Linked DNA regions of Homo sapiens: regions 1 and 2 are each linked to region 3. Evidence: chromatin contacts called from ENCODE Hi-C or POLR2A ChIA-PET data. All regions are on one chromosome and are shown on one strand. Each heading gives the region's core, a stretch centred on a gene start or an enhancer-like site at or near the end of the contact. The rest is flanking DNA. Distances are from core to core; before and after follow the strand shown.

The links. A loop is a pair of places that touch in the nucleus more often than their neighbours do. ChIA-PET counts read pairs that join two places held with the same protein, here RNA polymerase II (POLR2A). Pooled maps may share reads with other maps.
Region 1: a loop to region 3 is called in a pooled map, with 3 times the contacts of the local background. The contact joins two enhancer-like sites. A Hi-C loop is called at or near these places in 1 of 50 pooled maps. POLR2A ChIA-PET finds 5 or more read pairs at or near these places in 2 of 52 experiments (A549 and Panc1).
Region 2: a map with no recorded cell type shows a loop between it and region 3 (6-fold over the local background). The contact joins two enhancer-like sites. A Hi-C loop is called at or near these places in 12 of 37 single-sample maps with no recorded cell type and 4 of 50 pooled maps. POLR2A ChIA-PET finds 5 or more read pairs at or near these places in 1 of 52 experiments (naive thymus-derived CD8-positive, alpha-beta T cell).

What each region holds. Positions count from the first base shown.
Region 1 is chr3:45,165,509-45,169,619 of GRCh38, reverse strand. No RefSeq gene overlaps it. Among named protein-coding and RNA genes, the nearest start is that of CDCP1, 21 kb to the right of the region's middle. RefSeq lists a silencer at 1,800-1,919 and enhancers at 1,480-2,443, 2,444-3,407. Within about 2 kb of position 2,424, at least 24 of the 41 ENCODE cell types and tissues checked have a DNase peak (open chromatin) inside an H3K27ac peak, as active enhancers do.
Region 2 is chr3:46,096,604-46,101,016 of GRCh38, reverse strand. No RefSeq gene overlaps it. Among named protein-coding and RNA genes, the nearest start is that of XCR1, 71 kb to the right of the region's middle. RefSeq lists an enhancer at 3,268-3,377. Within about 2 kb of position 2,421, at least 21 of the 41 ENCODE cell types and tissues checked have a DNase peak (open chromatin) inside an H3K27ac peak, as active enhancers do.
Region 3 is chr3:45,610,895-45,615,200 of GRCh38, reverse strand. The region is part of intron 1 of LIMD1 (LIM domain containing 1); the gene reads right to left. Among named protein-coding and RNA genes, the nearest start is that of LIMD1, 18 kb to the right of the region's middle. RefSeq lists a silencer at 1-73 and enhancers at 2,303-2,352, 3,410-3,479. Within about 2 kb of position 2,085, at least 6 of the 41 ENCODE cell types and tissues checked have a DNase peak (open chromatin) inside an H3K27ac peak, as active enhancers do.

The DNA.
Region 1 (4,111 bases), core at 1,175-3,674, 450 kb after region 3:
AGAATTTGATGTTCGTCCACCAGAGGTGGTCTGTTGACTGTTGAGTGATTTCCACAGAACTGTGTATTTTGCATTCCTTATCTTTCCATTCCCCACCTAGACCCCTGCAAGGCCCCGCAATTTCTTTTCACCCACTCACTGCTTCGTTAGTGCTGGAGTTAGTCAGATCTCATCAGTCCCTCCTCGATGGCTCCTTCCCTCTTGTTCCACTGCTGACAAAGGGGCTTGCTCTCCACCAGCCTTCCCTGTTGGACTCTGTGCTTTGGAACCAAGTAATTGTTCCATTACTCATTACGTTTTACAGTTATAAATGCAAGACAAGTCCATTACAGAAAATGCTGAATCAAGAAAAGAAACTACACACAATCTCATCACCCTGCCCCGCCATCAATAACCATTCATCTCGTCTTCTTTGAGGATTTTTTTTTCAACACCTATAGCGTTTTTAAAATCCTGTTATAGCCGGGCACGGTGGCTCACACCTGTAATCCCAGCACTTTGGGAGGCCGAGGCAGGCAGATCACCTGAGGTCAGGAGTTCGAGACCAGCCTGGCCAACATGGCAAAACCCCATCTCTACTAAAAATACAAAAACCAGACATGGTGGCTTACCCCTCTAATCCCAGCTACTCGGGAGGCTGAGACAGGAGAATTACTTGAACCCAGGAGGCAGAGGTTGCAGTGAGCCTACATGGCGCCACTGCACTCCAGCTTGGGTGACAGAGCAAGGCTCCATCTCAAAAAAATAAAAAATAAAAATAAATAAAAATAAACAAACCCTCTTATCATACTGCACATTCAATTGTGAATGCTGAGTTTTGTCTTTGGTGTCACAGTGCATGCTTTTTGTCATCATTTTCTTTCCTAATGAATACGTAGTGGTGTCAAGTGGCTGAACCTCGTTTTCTTTAACTATTTTTACAGTGTTTGGCATCTACGTGGTTTCCAGTTTTTCCCTGCAGTAAACATCTCCCTGCCTAGGGCTTTTTCTGAAAGCTGAACTACTTCCTCAGGACAGATTCCTAAGAGAAATGACTGGGTCAGAAGTTGTGGGTATATTAATGGCTCTGGATATAGACCACTTGTCAAATTATCTCAGCGACTTGTTTCTTTGAACTGTGATCTTGTAGTTAATGCTGTTGTTGTTCTGGAAGTATTAGATGACCACTGGAGAAAATTTGGAAACGTTGAGAGAAGTGAATAAAAATCAATCTCATTTCACCCATAAAATGATAATCATTATCAGTAACATGTTGGTGTCTTCCTCTCCAGTCTATTTTTCTTCATGTAAGTTTTAGGGTTTTTTTTTTTGTTTCAGTGCCTATATGAATTAGCATAATTATCATGGCACTCTAAATAAATTAGACTTCATAATTTTTCTTGAACATAACAGCTAAGCATTTTCCACTTTATTGCAAACTTCAAACAGTTTAAGATATTTTCCACTGAGTAGATGTATCCTCATTTACTTTCCCATTATCCTATTTGGGGACACTTACACTGATTCCAAATTTTTGCTCTTAAAAACATTTGCCAGGAATAAATCTTCAAGTTCTGACTTAAAAAGCAGTTTGTAAGTTGGGTAAACAGAAAAATGATGAAAACTTACAATAGAAGAGTTGACTAATTGGTCTTGATTGTGGAAAAGGCTAATTTCTAAGCTCCTTCCTAGATTCATGAATGGAATTTAAATAACTAAGCTTTTTTTTTGTTCGTTTACAATCAAAGCAAACCCAATGAAGATTACTGATTGGGAGCCCAGACACCTGGTTTTCTGGTGGTTTTTCCCTCGGACAAGTCACAGGCCTGGCCTCTTGTGACTTAGTCAAATGCACAGTCAGACTAAACGGTGGCGGCACCGGCGCTGCAGGGCTCCCGGCTGTTTCCTTTTACCAACCCACACCGTTGTCAAGGGCGGCGCCTTCGTTAAGCATTCCTCAGTCACCGCGGTGAAGTTGCCATTTGCTTCCTGCCTGACTCTGACTCACACAGCAGCCTGGGGCACAAGTCCTACCATCTGTGGGCCTGGGCCGGCTGGCGGCACAAAGAGGAGCAGAAAGTGTGCCTCGATGCGCAGGACATGAAAAACAAGTGATGCCGCTTCCTGTGTGCAGACATGGAAAGATAAGGAAGAGGCTTATGATGTTGGAAAAGAAAACAACAGCGGCAACAGAAACCAAACCTGAGGGCAAGACAAACAGTATATGCTATCGTTTGTATAAAAATAAAATAGAGAGCCAGATATGCACATACCACCCCCGGTCCCCCCAAAATAAAGAGCTCAATGGCAGTGAAGGGCTATATAGTCACCACTGGCAACTGCAGAATGGATGCTTATTGTTCCTCAGAAAATTACTGTATTTCCTGCGTGACTCAGAGTTCTGTTCACTGCATTGGTCGGTTGAAAAGTGACATAGGCTTGGGTGGAAGGAGTGAAGCCAGTTCCCCAAACACTTCCTTGGTACCCAGGCTGACCTGTGGTGGAGACATCCTCCCCCAACACCTGTGCCCATTCCAATGGCAGACAGGCAGTCAGATGCAGGCACACTGAGAAATGCAATTAGGAGAGAGAAGGAAGGAGAGGGAGAGAAGGGAGACAAGGGGTGCAGCTAGAGAGGGAACAGAGTGAGAAAAAGAAAGAAACTTTGGCCATCTTTTGAACAACCATGACAATCTTGAGGAGTTTTGGTGGTGCTTCATTTAGGATGAGCTTTTAATGGTCCTATTCTCTAAAGGCAGCCTCCTTCTCAGGATGTCCTTACCCTGAGCAGCTCAGAAAATCAAGGGCTGCTGCAGCCTGGCAGCCTTTTGCTGGGGACTGGTCCTGCCTGGAATGGGTCTTGAGACCCTGGGTTGGCCTGACCTCCAGTCCTAGCCCTGTTCTTCCAGTACAGTAACAAGTGACCTTGGCCCATGATCATGGCTGGCCACCGCCCAGCCTCTGGGAAGGCCTCAGCCCAGGAGCCCCCATCTGCTCACCCACTGAAATGGGCCTCTCCCGCTCCCCAGTGAGGCCTTGGAGCAGAGCCACTGAGAACCCTGAGGCCCTAGGAGAGAAGAGAAGAATTAACAGGGTCAGTTGTTTCCAGATGTCTCTTACTTATGTCAGGATTAATCTTTTTACTACAGAGCCATTAAACTGGACAGAACACATGGAGAAAATGCATATAAAGCAGATGTCCTGGATAACAAGGAGAGGAGGTAAGAACCACGAGGAGAACATGGAGTGGACAGAAAGCACTGCCCAAGGATGACACACATGACAGGAGGAAGCAGGGACCCTGAAGGCCAGCCAGGCTCCTGAGGCTTCAACTCTACCGCTTCAGAATCTTCTGCCAGCAACTTGACACTAGTTCCCTGTATTAGTCTGTTCTCATACTGCTATAAAGACATACCTGAGACTGGGTAATTTATAAAGAAAAGAGGTTTAATTAGCTCATGGTTCTGCAGGCTGTACAGGCTTCTTCTTGTGGGGAGGCCTCAGGAAACTTACAATCATGGTGGAAGGTGAAGGGGAAGCAAGCACATTTTACATGGCTGGCAGGAGAAAGAGAAAAAAAGAAAGTGCTACACACTTTTAAACAACCAGATCCCCAGATAACGCTAGCACAAGGCAGCGCTAGGGGGATGGTGCTAAACCATTAGAAACCGCCCCAGTGATCCAATCACCTCCCACCAGGCCCCTCCTCCAACACTGGGAATTACAATTTGACATGAGATTTTGGTGGGGAAACAATTCCAAGCCATATTATTGCCCACTCAAAAGGCTGGGCTGCCTGCAGGGCACTCCCTTCCTTGCTTCCTCCTTCCCATCTTCCGACTGGGGTCAGTAAAACTGAGTAGCAAGCCAAGGCTGGCCTGACCACAGACCCTGATTTGCTATGGGAAATTTCTCTTCTGATCACCTACCTACTGCTTCCTGCCACCGTTAGGGACTGAGCTAGTCAGTGTCTGCAAGTCTTTTTTTGTTCCTGAAAAGTGACTCAGGATACAGGAAACAGAGATAAAAATATTGTGTTAGGCCGGGCGCGGTGGCTCGTGCCTGTATTCCCAGCAATTTGGGAGGCTGAGGCGGGTGGATCACCTGAGGTCAGGAGTTAGAGACCAGCCTG
Region 2 (4,413 bases), core at 1,172-3,671, 490 kb before region 3:
TATTACTTAAATCCCCAATTTTAAGGAAGTTGATGAGGAAGGCTGATTTCTAGCTTCCTAGATGCTCAGAACACATTTTGGGGTTGCAATAAAAGTGGAAGTTATTGGTGAGGGCAGTGGCAGGGGGTGATGTCCTTCACGTTAGAGCCTCTGGAGGTTGGAAAGTACAAAGACCAGGGTGAGCATAAAAGGAAGTGATTGATGGAATGACTGGACCTAAACTGCTGTGGAAACTGGCCTTCACCATCCCACCTCTCCCTAATCCCATGGGCAGAAAATGGCAGCTTTTACCTTAAAAGCTGGAAAAATAATCCTTTTTTATTTTTATTTTATTTCAATAGTTTTCGGGGAACAGGTGGTTACAGGGATAGATTCTTTAGTAGTAATTTCTGAGATTTTGCTGCACCTGTCACCCAAGCAGTACACTGTGCCCAGTGTTTAGTCTTTTATCCCTTACCACCCTTGCACCCTTGAGAAATAATCTTTTTAAAAAGCAAATAAAAGCTGACTGGAAGGGGCTGAGGCTTCCAACATGGGAGTAACATCTTAGAGCAGGGGTCTCCTTGAATTGGTTTGACTTCTCCCACTCTCACAGAAGAAAGCAAGATTTACCCATCAGCACCCCCTTCCACAGCCAGAGAGCTCACAGTCACACCTTCTCATTCGCAGAAGGACCCCAGTCCCCCATTTACTTCAACTTAACAACCCAACCTAGAATGCATAAATAGAAATGAGCTGCCACAAACACCATTCACTCAGGAAAAGAAAAGGACCAAGATAAGTCAACAGAACAAATGAACTTGGAGGAGGTAGAACAAGGAAAGGAAAAAGAACTAAGTAAAAACCTTAAACTCTAATTATCCTCTTGGAGAACCAAGATGATACGTCCGTAAAACAAAACCCACACTTTGGGAGGCCAAGGCAGGTGGATCACGAGGTCAAGAGATTGAGACCATTCTGGCCAACATGGTGAAACCTCGTCTCTACTAAAAATACAAAAATTATCTGGGCATGGTGGTGGGCACCTGTAATCCCAGCTACTCAGGAGGCTGAGGCAGGAGAATTGCTTGAACCCGGGAGGCAAAAGTTGCAGTGAGCCCAGGTCACGCCACTGCACTCCAGCCTGGTGACAGACCGAGACTCTGTCAAAAAAAAAAAAAAAAAAAAAAATCTTCTATTAAAAAGGAGCAGTTGAAAACCAAGAGTTTGTTCTAAATCCCTTTTAAAATATATTTACTTTTTATTATCACAAATATAATACATTCAATTTTTTTGAAACCAAAAGTCAAAGACAGAAAAAATACATTAAAAATTCAAGAAGAACTTGCAGAATACAGAGTAAAATGACCAAAATAAAATGGGTAATTGGAGAAAAAAAATACATAGGGTCAATTTAGGTGGCTCAACATTTACATTGCAGGAATTTCAGAAAAGGAGAAGAAGGAAAACAGAAAGCAGAAAATTATCAAAGAAACAATTGAAAAAAATCTCCCGGAGTTGAAGAAAGATATAAGCTTTGGATTGAAAGACCCCAAGCACTGAGCACAATGAACAAAGAGTGATCCATAGAAATAACCTCTTGGAATTTCAGAGCACCAACAATCTAAGGAGATCCTAAACACTCTCAGAGAGAAACAAGAAACAAATAAACAACAAAAGAATAAGAACCAACTTTGGGAGGCCAAGGCAGGTAGATGACTTGAAGTCAGGAGTTTGAGACCAGCTTGGCCAACATGACAAAACCCCGTCCTATTAAAAATACAAAAGTTAGCTGGGTGTGGAGGCAGGCACCTGTAATCCCAACTACTCCAGAGGCTGAGGCAGGAGAATCACTTGAACCCAGGAGGTGGAGGTTGCAGTGAGATGAGATCACACCACTGCATTCCAGCCTGGACAACAAAGACTCCATCTCAAAAAAAAAAAAAAAAAAGAATAAGAACCAGATTGGCATCTTTCTCATTAGCAGTTTGCACCTCTGAAACAGAGAGGAGTTAGCTTTAAGGATTCTCAGACCCTGTTTAACTCAAAAGCTTATGAATCCAAATTTCTAGCAAGTGTGAGCATTGCCATTGAGATCATGCGACCCTGGCAATCTTGATGACAAAAATGGCTGGGCTCTATTTTCTGTTGTTGTTGGACAAGAATCTCCCTTGATATCTGAAGCTAAGAAGTGCTAAGAACCTCATGCTCCTCCAACAGCATTGCAATAACTTGCTCCAACAGAAGGCCAAGTCCACATAGATTAACCTTGATGTTCACGTAGAAAAAGGCCAAAGACCTCACACACTGAAGGCCAGCAATCCCCTGCAAGCCCTGCTCCAGCCCTTGAAGAAGCCAGCAATCATTTGGGCTGTGGCCTCCCACAGAGGAGTGAGTCTTCTCTGTTTTGCAAGAAAAGCAGGAAGTATGTTGAAAGTCATAACCACAGCAAAAAACTGCCACATCAAACTGAGAGGTGCTCTCTAAACATGGAGATATCATTCACCACCAGGAACCCAGATGAAAGTAAATCCCACTGTCCACAGAGTTACTTACACACCTGTTCATGTCTTGGCCAGGATTTTATCTAAAATGAAGTTCTGTGTGTAGTAGGTTATTAATAAAAGCAAAACAAAGAGAAACAGAAACTTCTACCCTCACCTGTCCAAGAGAAGCCACACTCGTGGTGAGATCCTGTAACAAATGACAATTAATTTGACCTTTCTAACTGGAGTGTCTGGAATTGTGGGGTCAGGTTTTGAAGATGAGAGGCTGTAACTAAGAAATATCCACTAGCTGTTAGTAGAGAGTCTACAACCTTGCCTTTTAAAGTGTAGTTCTCAGAGCAGCAGCAGCAGCTGCTGCAGCACCAGGAGGCTTTATGAGACACAGAGTCTTAGGCCACAAGCCAGACTGCCTTTCACCAAAATCTCCAGAGGATACATTTGGGCATTAAAGTTTGAGAGGTGCTGGTGTACAAGACCTGGGTGGATGTGGATGTGCATGTGCTGGGAGGGACCCTTCTTGGAATTTTGTACCAAAGATTGTGACCCTCTTAGGCAATCAAGTCTGAGTCATAGAGGAGGCCCCAGAAATTCAGCCTAGAAACGCCTGTGTTTAAAAACAGAAGGCCATGGCTTCCAGGAAGGATGATCTATTTTATAATACCGTAAGGTTTCAAAATGACTACAGCCCCCTTATCCGCCTCCACTGAGCTCCACACCGTCGTCTACCCTGACACTCTTGGTGCTGGAGACATAGGGGTCCGGAGCAAGGCAATCACAGGGGACAGGAACCTTGCTTTTTGAGACCCTGGGCCCCAGAACAGCTCTAGCCAAGGCTCCCACACCCCTCATTCTAGAAATGAGGGTTTTCTAGAAAGTCAGGCCTGCATGCAGGGAAGGGAGGTGAGGGTGCCCATGAGTGAGCCGCTCAGAAATCCCTTCTCCAGCCCCACTCTCTCAGTGACCCCACCTGGACATCATCTACTCTATCCACAAGAAGCGGGTTCAGCCGAGGGGATTGACCAGAAGCTCAGGTGTGAGCCTGAGGGCTGACTGCTGGTTATTTTTCTGTCCTGGAACACCTGACCCACCTGCCTGTCTTCATGTCGCCAGTGTGGGGAGGGAGAGAGACAACTAACTATAACCAGGAGGGTCCCCGCAGTGGCTCCGGCCTCGCCTCCCCTTTCTTGCCTGAGACACTAACTTAGTTCCTGGTTTGGTGCCTGTCGGCGCCTCCATTACCAGTAGCTTAGCTCCCACCGTGGGGAGGGAATCAAAGAGGTTGTGCCGCCCTTGCCATGTAGCTGCCCCTGAATCTCATCCAGGTCAGTTCCAGATTCTAAACTGAATTTTTTTCATGATATTGTCAAAACAGTGAGGAAACATTTTTTAAAAGCCCTATAGAAAAAAAGAAGAAGAAAGAAAGAAAGAATTGGGTTCAGCTGCAAATAACAGGAAAAAAAAATAGTGGCTTAAACCAGTGCCTCTCAAACCATCCTGTACACAGAAATCACCCGGGGATCTTGTTAAAATGCAGACCGTGATTCAGAAGCCCTGGGGCTGGCCCTGACGTTCAGCATGTCTAATGGGCTCCTGTGCGATGCCCAAGCTGCTGGTCCACAGAGCTCACTCCATAGGGAGGGCTTCAGCAAGACAGGAGTGTATTCCTCAGCCACAAGAAACCTGGAGTCTGGCCCTCCAGACTATATCCATCGCTGGTGATGGGACCATTGGTACACCAAACCTCAGCAACATTCAATTTACCCATCTAACAAATCTGCATGTGTACCCTCAGAACCTAAAATAAAAGTTGAGATAGAGGAAAAAAAAGAGTTTGTTGCTTTCAGCCTCTTGATTAGTGAGATGGAAACAAACCATCAATACACAATGCTGTCTGGCTTCCTCTGTGTGGAAAGTGCGGATAGGGATT
Region 3 (4,306 bases), core at 836-3,335:
ATGCCTCTCTTTGTTCAACCTCATATAAACACATGTATGTTTTGCCACTGCTTTGGGTCTTCATTTGTTTATGAGGGCTCCCGTGTCACATAGAACTTTTATTAAATGTGTATGCTCTTCTATTTACCTATGTCAATTTAGTTTTCAGACCCCACCAGGACCCCAAGAGAGAAGAGGGGAAGTTCTGCTCCCCGACATCCTCTATTGGCCCAACTTTCACTAAAGTCCCCAAATCTACAACAAAGTTAATTTTAGTTCACTCAAATTCTTTAAAATTAAATATCTATGTGTAAAAGAAAAAAAAGTCTATCCTAACAGTGATTATCCCTAGAGTAGGATGATCGGTGACCTTTCCAATTTTTTTCTATACTTTCTGACTTTTCTACAGTTAGCTGTGTTTAAGGTTTAAAAAACGGCAAAAAAAAAAAAAAACACCCAGGAATTTATTTTTTATTTTATTATTATTATCACTTTTTTTGAGACAGGGCCTCATTCTGTTGCCCAGGCTGGAATGCAGTGGTGTGATCATGGCTCACTGCAGCTTTGACCTCCTGGGCTCATATGATCCTCCCACCTCAGCCTCCCCGGTACCTGGAACTATAGGCACGCACCACCACGCCCAGCTAATTTTTTTATTTTTCGTAGAGACAAAGTTTCACCATGTTGCCCAGGCTGGTCTTGAATCTCTAAGCTCAAGCAATCCCCCTGCCTCAGCTCCCAAAGTGCTGGGATTACAAAGTGCGTGAACCACAGCACCCGGGCAGAGGATTTCCTTTTTTTTTTTTTTTTTTAACTACAGGTGCCCGCCACCACGCCCGGCTAATTTTTTATATTTGTTGTAGAGGCTGGGTTTCACCATGTTAGCCAGGATGGTCTCGATCTCCTGACCTCGTGATCCACCCGCCTCGGCCTCCCAAAGTGCTGGGATGACAAGCATGAGCCACTGTGCCCAGCCTAAGAGGATTTCTGTACTAGAGAAAACTGGTAAAAGCAAAAACAAAAAAATGTTTTTTAAATCAAACTCTTAAGAGAGCAAAGAAGCAAAGTAAAATAGTGATGGGCTCACAGCCCATCACTATCAAGAAAGGAATAAAATATCTTGTGAAGATAATATTTTAACAGAGGAAATTGGGAGGGTATCAGCCAAGCGTTGCCAGCTCAGAGAACAGGTGGCTTAGAAAGCAACAAGTAAAGCAGGGCCCCCAAGAAATTCTAAAAACAGCTGGAGAATCAGAGGAACTTTCACACTGCTGTGGGAATGCTAAGTGGCACGGCCACTTTGGAAAAGTTTTTGGCAGTTGCTAAAAAAGTTATACATACACCTACTCCATGATCCAGCAATTCTACTCCTAGGTATTTACCCAAGAGAAACGAAAGCCTGTGTCTATACAAAGACTTGTACATATAAGGTGCAGTGGCTCATGCCTATAATTCCAGCACTTTAGGAGGCCAAGGCAGGAGAATCACTTGAAGCCAGGAGTTCAAAACCAACCTGGACAACATAGCGAGATCCCATATTTACAAAAGAAAAAAACAAACAAAAAAAAAACCCAAAGTCTTACACAAAAACAATCCTAACAGACTTATTCATAATAGCCAAAAATGAAAAAAAAAAAAAAACCTCAACAGGGAAATGGAAAAACAAATCTTGTGGTGTATCCATACAATGTAATATTACTCAGCAGTAAAACAAAAGCACAATTGATAATGCAAAAAGCCCAGTTGATAATGCAACAGCATAGCTGAATTTCACAGATATTATCTGAGTGAAATAAGCTGGACAAAGGAGTACTATAGTTGATTCTCATTATTTGGCAAGAATACTGAATCAGTCAATACTGAACCACTGCTTCTGGCAGAAATACAGGGTTAGGTTTCTGAAAACTTCTGACCACAACACTTTCATCAACTGATGAATATATGACCTTGTTTTATGTGTGCTTCTATTTAGAGACACCTTCCTTAGTATATATTGTTGATTCATTAACATCGAACCCTCAGCCAACAGCCCTGTAGCTCGTGCCTGAAGAAAGCTTCTCTCATACATATTCTCGTTGTAAAGCACATCACAGCCCTCTTGCTCTTAGGAACACTAGAAAGCACTCCAGCACTGTGCCTGGGGGCCATTTGAAACAGCAAAATCATCAACAAAAACCACAAAAATGCAAAAACCATGGCACTAAATAGACCATGAAAAGGACACCTGTTTACTGCATGACCTGAAACAAGAAGGCGGAGCGTTGCCTTGTTCGACTTCAGCTGGGAAGATAGGCGTCAGGGGACTCAAACTTTTCAGCACTCTGTTATATCTGTGAATGATCACAAAAGAACTGTGAGTATTAATTTTGGGGTTACAAATAAATTTTAGCAAGTAAGCTGATTCACAAATACAGAATCTGTGGATAATGAAGATCAACTGTATATAAATACTATATGAATCCATTTATATTACATCTTAGAATGGGCAAAACTAATAAATGATTTTAAAAAATCAGAATTGTAGTTGCCTGGAGGTGAGCACTAACTGGAAAGAAGCATGAGGGAACTTTCTGGGGATGGAACTATTCTATATCTTGATAGGAATGTGGGTCACACAGGTGCATGCATCTGTCAAAACTCACTGAACTACACATTTCTCTGTATGCAAATACAGCATTTTGAAAACAATTCCTAGACACTCCTCCTATCAAGAAGTGAGAGTGTGGAAAGGCTTGTGAATGCTTAAAGTAATAGAGCACAGCAGAATGACACTAAATGACTTCCAGGCATTGAGCCTGACCCCAAGTATCCAATGCAGACATCAAATAGCCTGCAAAAGGCCTGGCACAGTGGCTCACACCTGTTATCCTAGCACTTTGGGAGGCCGAGGTGGGAGGATCACTTGAGCCCAGGAGTTCAAGACCAGCCTGGGCAAGACAGCGAGACCCTGCCTCTACAAAAATTAACAAATTAGCCAGGCATGGTTGTGCATACCTGTGTTTCCAGTTATTCGGGGGGCTGGGATGGGAGGATTGCTTGAGCCCAGGAAGCCAAGGCTACAGTGAGCTAAGATGGTGCCACTGAACTCTAACCTGGGTACAGAGTGAGAATTTGTCTTTAAAGAGAGAGAGAGAGAGAGAGAGAGAGAGAGCGCGCACCTGCAAACCATGACAGAGCTGGGCAGAAGCCATGCTAGCTTCCTCAACACCACCTCCTTTCTTTCTCCCTGCCTTCCTCACCGCCTCCCACCAACTTCACTTCCTCTGCTCTCTGGCTACAAATTTGGGCAGAGATGCCTCTCCCCACACCTCACACACCCACCGTCAGGCATGGGCAACCCAGAGAGGTGGCAGCTGTGTGCTATGGGTAGAGGAGGGGCTGCCAGCTCCAGTCCATTCATGGCTTCTAACTGACCTCTGTGGCTGGCCAACAAAGAGCCTCTGTGTAAGTCCCTGCCACCTGCAAGCAAAGCCTCAGTGATGTCAGGACAAGCCTCAGACAAACAGGCCTTTGCAAGCTGCCTGGAAAGCCACCTCCCAGCCTGCCCCTGCATTGGCCACAGGCTTATTGGGAGGCCCATACCCAGGAAAGGGCTCCATAGCCTACACAGAGGGATAGGACATAGGCATCCCAGTAGCCTGTGGCCCCTGATGAGCCAAATCCCAAACAGCCTTCCTCCCACCTCTTGGGACAGGAAACACCATCGTTCACTTCTCTACCTCCCTCAAGGGGATGGGCCATCTCTTTGGGCTTTCTGCCTGTACTTGCTAAACTGAGTGTATTTTTTAAGGCGCTGGAAAGTTGGCTCAGCTGCAATGACCACCTGCTCCATCAAGCCCTGTGCACACAGCAGCTTCGGACCCCAGAGCCCCCCTGCTTCAAGTGGGAACGGATTCGTTCTAAGGCTGCGTGGGAGCAGCCTGCCATCCCTTGCATCAGGCATTTGGCCTCAGTGGGCTCACTTGGTGGTTGGCAATCATGAAATCAGCCTCCCTTGAACAAATGATGATCTTTTTGTTTAAGCATTTGTGGTTCTGAACAAATCGATTGGGCTTGGCTTTCAGATGGGACAAGGTAAAGACGCTTCCATGCTTTTGAGAAAATGACAAAGCAAGAGAATGTATACAGCAAACGACCATGTGTTACAGCCTGTTCTAAGTGCTTTGTAAGGCACAGCCCTGCCCAGCAGAAAAATATGCAAGCCACGTGCGATTTTACATTTTCAAGTATCCATACTTAGGAAGTAAAAATAGGTGAAACTAATTTTAATGTTTTACTTAGGCCAATATATCCAAAAGTCTCATTTCAACATAGAATCAATATGAAA